Regions from separate parts of the Homo sapiens genome. Here region 1 is linked to region 2. Evidence: read pairs that join two places in POLR2A ChIA-PET (ENCODE). Cell type or tissue: A673. All regions are shown on one strand. Links, peaks and the distances in the headings refer to the core of each region. The heading gives the core; the rest is flanking DNA.

Region 1 (4,399 bases), core at 164-4,163, 180 kb before region 2:
GAGTTGGGAATCAAAAACAGTCAAGTCTGCCCAATGGGCTACAATACCAAACACATTCTTTTCAGTATGATCTGAAACCACAGCAGCAGGCGTCAGGAAGGCTACACCTGTGGGCTTTGGAGGTAGGCTCCTGGGCTTGAATTACAGCTACACCATCCACTTTGTGTGTGTCACACCTTGGCACATTACCTACCTCTCTAGATCTCATGTGTTTCATTCTCAAGAAAATAACAAGAATAGTTCCTATTGCCTGAGATTGGTGGGAGGATTAAATGAAAGAATTAATATAAAATCCTAGGCACAGTTCTCAATGCATTACAAGTTTTCAATAAATAGTAGTGGTTATCATTATTTCGGTTTCAACTGATCATGTCCTTATTTCAAGTTCTTTAACCCTAAAATCATTTAGATATGCTTAGCTCTAAAAAATTGATTCCAATTTCCATAAAACTTGAGGAATATACCACAGTACTGTTATGCTCCAAGTAGTAATGTTGGCACCTATTGTTGGCTATAAAAGTTACATTGCTAGCCAGCCAATCCAAAACTCCAAATGGTTCAAAATCTCTTCCCTGGCTGGTGGCTCACCTCTGTTATCTCAGCGCTTTGGGAGGCCAGGGTGTGAGGATTGCTTGAGGCCTGGCATTCAATACTAGCTTGGGAAATATTGTGAGACCCCCATCTATACAAAGATTTTTTAAAAAATTAGCCAGGCATGGTGGCATGTGCCTGTAGTCCCAGCTACTTTGGGAGGCTGAGGCAGAAGAATCTCTTGAACCCAGGAGTTCGAGGCTGCAGTGGGCTATGATCACACCAATGCACTCCAGCTTGGCAGACAGAGACTTTGTCTCATAAAAAAAAAATCTCTTCCTCTCAGAGGGTAGGTAGGCTTGACAATTTTAAGAGGCATAACTGCTTTGAAGCAGTGCCTGAACTTTGTCTTATACAAGATACCCAGATCCTGCGTGGAGAATGAACCAAGTAGAAGCGCCAACTTCTCAAAGCAGAGTAGAAGGTTTCGGACCATCAGCAGGACAGTGTTTAGGAATGATGACCCTGGGTTGCAGGCTTGGTTTGGTCCAATTTTGGCAGGCCCACAGTTTGGCTGAGAACTATGAGATTAGAACCCTTGAATCAGTCCATTTACCCTGAGCTTATCTGTGTTTCCTTATTGACCACTTTTCCAAGATACTTATTCTCCACCTTATGTACAATTTGTGACAATATACATATCTTGATTGAAAAATTACTTTTTGAAATGTTATATTAAAATAGTTTTAGTTATTTGCATGTATCTTCTTTTAGTACTTCTGGAGAAACATACTATAGAGATTAAAGGAACAAAATAAATTACATAATCATATTTCCAAGGTACCTTCTAAAAATTAATCCTAACCAGGTTTCATTAAAACCCTTAAAGAGGACAGACAGTTCTCATTTTCCCAGTAAGGAATGAAGGGATAAGAGACACTAGACACAATACATAGTCTTTGGCAGGAACAGACTCACAGGTAAATGCCAAAGGATTTACTGGCTCCCAATGAGGGTTGTTACTGATTCCCTCTTGATATGGGAGGTTCCTTATCAGTAAAGGCAGTGAAAGTCCTGTTCTTTTCTACTTGTCTGCATTAGTTGCTGTAAGCCCCAGCTAAGTGGGTGAGAGGTTCATTCTATGGTCAATTTAGACCATCTAAACATCTAAATATCTTTAAACATTTAGAACATCTCCATTTCCTTTTGTTTCTGGCACGCTATTATTATTAGCAGTAACTGGTACCATTGTTCTGTACCAGCTCTGACTGATGGCCCAGTGCTAGAAATCAGAGGATATTCCAGCATTTAGTTTTTATCACCCAAGGTTACACACATCAAATCCATTAAAAAGTTGTTTTTTCGTGGTTTTTGAGACAGTCTCACTCAGTTGCCCAGGCTGAGTGCAGTGATGTGATCTCAGCTCACTGCAACCTCCTTCTCCCAGGTTCAAGTGATTCTCCTGCCTCATCCTCCCGAGTAGCTGAGATTACAGGTAAGTGCCACCAGGCCCAGCTAATTTTTTGTATTTTTAATAGAGATGGCATTTCACCATGTTGGCCAGGCTGGTCTCAAACTCCTGAACTCAGGTGATCCGCCTGCCTTGGCCTCCCAAAATACTGGGATTATAGGTGTGAGCCACCGTGCCCAGCTCCATTAAAAAGTTTTATAAGAGTATAGGTAAATATGTCTGATCTTTACAGTGGCTTACACTGAAGATACGATAAGAGGCAACATAATGTAGAAGCAGCCAAGCATACAGGCGCACAGGATTCCCCCCAAGATGGGTTCAAATCCTAGCTCTACCACTAATTAGCTATGTGACCTTCCCCCTTATCCCCCCAAGCCAGTGGTTGGCACACTACAGCCCATGGGCCAAATCTAGCCTGGTGCCTGGTTTTGTAAATATATATATATATTTTTTTTTGAGATGGAGTCTCACTCTGTCACCAGGCTAGAGTGCTGTGGTGTGATCTCAGCTCACTGCAACCTCCGACTCCCTGGTTGAAGCGATTCTCCTGCCTCAGCCTCCTGAGTAGCTGGGATTACAGGCACGTGCCACCATGCCTAGCTAATTTTTGTATTTTTAGCAGAGATGAGGTTTCACCAGGTTGGCCAGGCTGGTCTCGAACTCCTGACCTCCGGTGATCCACCCGCCTCAGCCTCCCAAATTGCTGGGATTACAGGCATGAGCCGCTTCGCCCAGCCATAAATAAAGTTTTATTGGACATTGATAATACTCATTAATTTATGTTTTGTCTATGGCTGCATTTGTGCTACAATGGCAAAGCTGAGTAGCTGTGACAGAGACCCTGTGGTCCACAAAGCTAATTACTATCTGTCCCTTTACAGACAAAGTTTGCCAACTCCTGTCCTAAGAAAGTAGCTTTACTTCAGTGAACTTCAGTTTCCTCACAGGTAAATTAGGGTCAAAACAGTAACTACTTCAAAGGGGTTTCACAAAAATGAAATGAGGTAACACTTATGAGATGTTTAACATTGATTGTACTTGCCACATGGTAAGTAGTCAGTAAAGGATGCTGTAATGATCACACACTTATCTTCTCCCTGTCTCAGAAGAAAGGGCATTTCTCTCCTTTTATTCAAGGGTAATCATTGACCTGTATTTCTGATCCTGTTCTCTCTCATCTTATTTATTTTTTTTAAGAGTCCCAGTCTTGTTCTGTTGCTCAGGCTGGAGTGCAGTGGTGTGATCATAGCTCACTGCAGCCTTGAACTCCTGGGCTTGAGTGATCCTCCTGCTTCAGCCTCCCAAGTTACTGGGACTACAGGCATGTGCCACCATGCCTGGCTAATTTTTGTATTTTTTGTAAAGACAGGGTCTTGCTATGTTGCCTAGGCTGGCCAAGAATTCTTGGCCTCAAGTGACCCTTCCCACAAAGTGCTGGGATTACAGGCGTGAGCCACCGCGCCTGGTCTCTCCCATTTTATATAACAAACATTCATTGAACGCTTGTTGTATGCCACACATTGTTGCAGAGGCTGAGCATATAAAGATTAACAAGACAAAAACCCTATCAACCTCCATGTGTCTATCAACTTCTTCCTTCTCTTTGCCTTTCATCTCCCTCTGCAAACCTTTCCTCGCACTCATTCTGATCCTAACCCTCTACTTCTACCGCTCACATTAAGGTGACCCATGATAGCCTGGAAGTGGCCTGTTACCTGACCTTCCAGCAGCATTTGGTATTGCTGACTGCCCCTTCCTTCTTGAAATCTTTGTCTTCTGAGATACCACAACTTCTTGGTTTTTGTCTTCCCTCTCTGACTATTCCCTTTCCAGTAGTCCTTACCTACCTGGTCCTTAAATGTGGGTGTTCTTAAGGGCTTTGTCCTGGGCCCTCTTCTTCCTCTAACCGCTCTTCCTAAGAATCTCATCTATTTCAAAAGCCTCAATTACCATCTACATATGTACAAATGACTCCCACACTAAACCTCTATTTCAGACTTTCCTTCTGAGGTCCAGACGAGCTCCTGTAGTCTACCAGAGACATCCTCCTCTGGATGTTTCCCAGGCTCTCAGGCTCCCCGCAGCCAATACATCACCTTTTCCTTCCCACACCCCAATCTGTTCCACTTCCTTTTTTACCATATAGGTAAATACAGGTAGACCATCATCTACTGCTTTATTTTTGTTTTTTTTTTAGATGGAGTCTCACTCTGTCACCCAGGCTGGAGTGCAGTGGCGTGATCTCGGCTCACTGCAACCTCTGCTGCCTCCTGGGTCCAAGCGATTCTCCCGCCTCAGTCTCCCAAGTAGCTGGGATTACACAAGTGTGTGCCACCAAGCCCAACTGATTTTTGTATTTTTAGTAGAGACAGGGTTTTACCACACTGGCCAGGCTGG
Region 2 (4,399 bases), core at 258-4,257:
GGAATTTCACTAAAGAGGATTTACAAATGGAAATGGCAAATAAACATATGAAAAGATGTTCAATTTTGTTAACTATTAGGGAAATGTAAATTAAAGCCACGAGAAAATATTACTACTTACCTATCAGAATGATTAAAATAAAAAATAATGACAACACCAAATGCTGGTGAGGATATGGAGAAACTGGATTTTTCAGTGCCCAACTACTCTCTTACATGTAGAATGGTACAGCCACTCTGGAAAATAGTGTGACAGTTTCTTATAAAACCAAACACATAATTACCATACAACGCAGCAGTTGCATTCCTGGGCATTTGTCCCAGGGAAATGGAGAATTATGTTTACATAAAAACTTGTACGAGAATGTTCACAGCAGCTTTATTCCTAATCGCCAAACGCTGGAAACAACCCAGATATTCTTTAATGGATAAAGGATTAAACAAACTATAATACATCCATACCATGGAAAATTACTCAACAACAAAAAGGTATTAACTATTGACACACAACTCAGTTAAATCGTCAGAGAATTACACTGGGTGGGAAAAAAATCCACAAAGGTTACATACTGAATGATTTCATTTGTATAACATTCTTGAAATGACAAAATTATAGACATGAAGAACAGATTAGTGGTTGCCAGGGATTTTGGATAGAGGGTGGTGGAAGGGGGATGGGAGGGAAGTAGCTGTGATAATGTAGCCTCATGATAACACTTCTTCAATCTTGACCATTGTGGTGGATATATAAACCGACATGGGAAAATTTCATAGACCTAAATATACACACATGTAAAACTGAGGAAATCTGAACAAGGATGGGGAACTGTATCAATATCAATATTCTGGCTGTGATACCATCTTATAGATTTGTATGATCTTATTGTTAAGGGAAATTAGATAAAGGGTACACCCGACCTCTCAGTATTATTTCTTACAAGTGCGTGTAAATCTACAATTATTTCAAAATAAAAAGTTTAAAAGAAATCCATGTAGCTCATGTACAGTTATATATTCATCATTCACTTCTTTAAGCATTTATTGAGTTGCTCTTTTGTGTGAAGCATTAGCTTATGTGCTGGTGGGATGCGGGTGGGAAGATGGAAGGTGGGCAATATACAGAGAGATACTGAACAGAGACCCCACCTTCACAGATGTCACAATTGTGATTATATGGATGTTTTTGTGATTCTTTAACATATGTGTCCTTCACTAACAGAGGGAAGAGACAGCGACTGTTTTAATAACTCTATTTCCAGTACCAAACAGTGTCTGGAACATAGTACCTTTTAGATTAATACCTCCAAATGAATGAATGATTGCATCAATCAATCAATAGAAGGGATGATTACCACCAAATGGTTACAATACAGTACAAAAGGTGTTTATGAAAACAGAGGAAGTGGGCTGGGCTTGGTGGCTCAGGCCTGTAATCCCAGCACTTTGGGAGGCCGAGGTGGGCGGATCACAAGGTCAGGAGCTCGAGACCAGCCTGGCCAATGTGGTGAAACCCTGTCTCTACTAAAAATACAAAAATTAGCCAGGCGTGGTGGCCACGCGCCTGTAGTCCCAGCTACTCAGGAGGCTGAGGCAGGAGAATCACTTGAACCTGGGAGGCAGAGGTTGCAGTGAGCCAAGATCGTGCCACTGCACTGCAGTGTGGTCGACAGAGTGAGACTCCGTCTCAAAAAAAAAAAAAAAAAAAAAAAAAAAAGAGAAAACGGAGCAAATGAATAACTAGCCCTGTCTGAGGGAACTGGGGAGGCTTTAAAGATGTGATCTTTTAGTTGTGTCTTACAAGATAGGAGATGGGAAGTGGAGAAAAACCACTCCAAGCAAAGAGAATAGAACATTCAAATGCACAATGTGATAAGAAAAGCATTGCGTACCCTGGGACCAGCAAAGAGTGTGGTGTGCTGCTTGAGTTTATAGTTCTTTACTGAGAGAGGCAAAGGATGAAGCTAGAACTGTGGATGCTACAGGAAAGAGATTTGGACTTTCACATGAACAACGTGGTGACACTAGAGTTTTGAAGCCAGTGAATGATAATCAGATTTGTCACTTATTAAGTTAACTCTAAAGGCAGTGATAGGATTCACAGCAGGGAGAAGAGACAAGCTGAGAAACCAACACAAGAGTTGGAAGTAAATGAAAATTCTCCGTTCTTCATCATACTTTTTTTTTTTTTTTTTTTTTTTTTTGAGATGGAGTTTCGCTCTTGTTGCCCAGGCTGGAGTGCAATGGCGCGATCTCGGCTCACCGCAACCTCCGCCTCCAGCGTTCAGGCGATTCTCCTGCCTCAGCCTCAATTTTCCGGAAAACTCAATTCTCAAATACACTGCGTTAATGGAAGTTAAGTCTTCAAAACTACTCTCCTGAACGGTTTATAACATTGTTATCTTTAAATCTGTGTAATGAATCATATCAGAGGGCTTTGAAAGAGAGATATTTATTAAGCATTTTAGTTGCTCTTTTTTTTTTTCGAGACGGGGTCTTACTCTGTCGCCCAGGCTGGAATGCAGTGGTGCGATCTCGGCTCACTGCAACCTCCACCTCCCGGGTTCAAGCGATTCTGCCTCAGCCTCCCGAGTAGCTGGGACTACAGGCGCGCCACCATGCCCAGCTAATTTTTGTATTTTTAGTAGAGACGGGGTTTCACCATGTTGGCCAGGATAGTCCCGCCTCGGCTTCCCAAAGCGCTGGGATTACAGAAGTGAGCCACCGCGCCCGGCTTTAGTTGCTCTTTTCTATAGATTCTTCCAATACTTTATAGATTTTAATTTGAAATTCCTCTTTTCCCAACTTTTAAAAGTTTGAAATAATAAACTACTATTCATATTTCACAAAATCTTGCATGTTGTCAAATTATTAATATCTTAACCACCAAAAAACGATCACTTCCACATACCATTCCTGCTACTGAGGAATTACACTTATTTCTCTTAAAACACAAAATAACTATTTTAGCAAAAAATTAGATACAGCTTCAGTAACTAAGATATTGATCTCTGGAGAGAATAAACCATATGCCTGAAATATGGAGAGTGACTAAGTACTTTCCACATATTTCTGTGTATATATACATGTATTTGTTTGTGATAAGATGCAGATACAGTTGAATGTTAACTATAATGTAACAATAACTTGCCTGTGGACACCCCACCTTCCCTCCCAAGAGCAAAAAAATTTTTAATCAGGTTGGAAAGGGAAGAAAAGTAAAGGTGTTATATAAAATTCATTGTAGGCACAGTAAAGTGACTCCTTCTCCCCCTTGTTTTCTTTTGACATCATGTGACAATTTTAAGAGCTCTTTTCTCACAGCAGAGAATAAGGAATATGGATTATGAGAAGAAAAATTTTTTATGAAAAGAAAATGGGGTGGAATTTATTGTAGGTAATGCTTTTATGTCATTTTACAAGGAATAAAGACATCTAAATCATTTTTATAAACCTCATAGATGGTTATTAAATATTATTTTTTGGACTTTCTAATTATAGAAAATGTTAAATAAAAAAGTAACAGAAGAATATAATAAACTGCCTCATACCCAGCTTTAACAGTTATCAATTCATGGCCCACGTACTTCCCACAGCACTCCGTTATTTTGAAACAAATCCTAAATAAATCATTTCATCTATAAATATTCAGAATGTATGTCTAAAAGATAAGAACCATAAAAAAAAAAAAAAACATTGGCCGCACATGGTGGCTCATGCCTGTACTCCCAGTGCTTTGGGAGGCCAAGGAAGGAGGACTGCTTGAGCACAGGTAGTCAAGGCTGCAGTGAGCCACGATTACACCACTGCACGACAGCCTGGGCAGCAAGTGAGACCCTGTCTCAAAAGAACAAAAAGAAACAAAAAACATTAACTCTACCATTAATATATCTAATTTTTTTTTTTTTTTTGAGACAGAGTCTCACTCTGTTGCCCAGGCTGGAGTGCAGTGGCGCCATCTCAGCTGACTGCAACCTCTGCTGCCCTGCCCCAGGTTCAAGGTATTCTTGTTCGTCCTCAGCCTCCTGAGTAGCTGGGAGTACAGGCACCTGCCGCCATGCCTGGCTAATTTTTTGTATTTTTAGTAGAGACAGGGTTTCGCCATGTTGGCTAGACTGGTTTCAAACATCTGACCTCAAGTGATCCGCCTGCCTCGGCTTCCCAAAGTGCTGGGATTACAGGAGTGAGCCACAGCACCAGCCTAAATTTTTTTTTTTAACCTAAAAATTTAACGATAATTTTTTAATGCCATAAAATACAAGGTCAAATTTTCAAATCTCCTAAATGGTCCCATAAATTTCTTTTATTCCATTTTTTTCTATATGAGTCCAAATTAGGTCCATCTGTCCAAATTTTGTTTTAATGGCAATAATGCAATGCATTTTAAAAATTAAACTTAGAAG

Evidence for each region. Peaks named below come from ENCODE experiments on the same cell type or tissue, not always from the same donor. Only the 100,000 strongest peaks of a DNase experiment are listed, where the experiment ranks them.
Region 1: POLR2A ChIA-PET joins it to region 2 with 5 read pairs; 2 of 35 experiments call an interaction of 5 or more read pairs at or near these places.

Annotation. Positions count from the first base shown.
Region 1 is chr12:118,152,557-118,156,955 of GRCh38, forward strand. All of the region lies in intron 19 of TAOK3 (TAO kinase 3), which reads right to left. Among named protein-coding and RNA genes, the nearest start is that of PEBP1, 19 kb to the left of the region's middle. RefSeq lists a silencer at 1,394-1,594. In A673, for the core only: no CTCF peak of the experiment used is centred there; no DNase peak of the experiment used is centred there.
Region 2 is chr12:118,337,102-118,341,500 of GRCh38, forward strand. All of the region lies in intron 1 of TAOK3 (TAO kinase 3), which reads right to left. Among named protein-coding and RNA genes, the nearest start is that of TAOK3, 34 kb to the right of the region's middle. RefSeq lists a silencer at 4,085-4,312. In A673, for the core only: no CTCF peak of the experiment used is centred there; DNase peaks (open chromatin) are centred at 312 and 2,010; H3K4me3 peaks cover 855 bases; H3K27ac peaks cover 2,858 bases.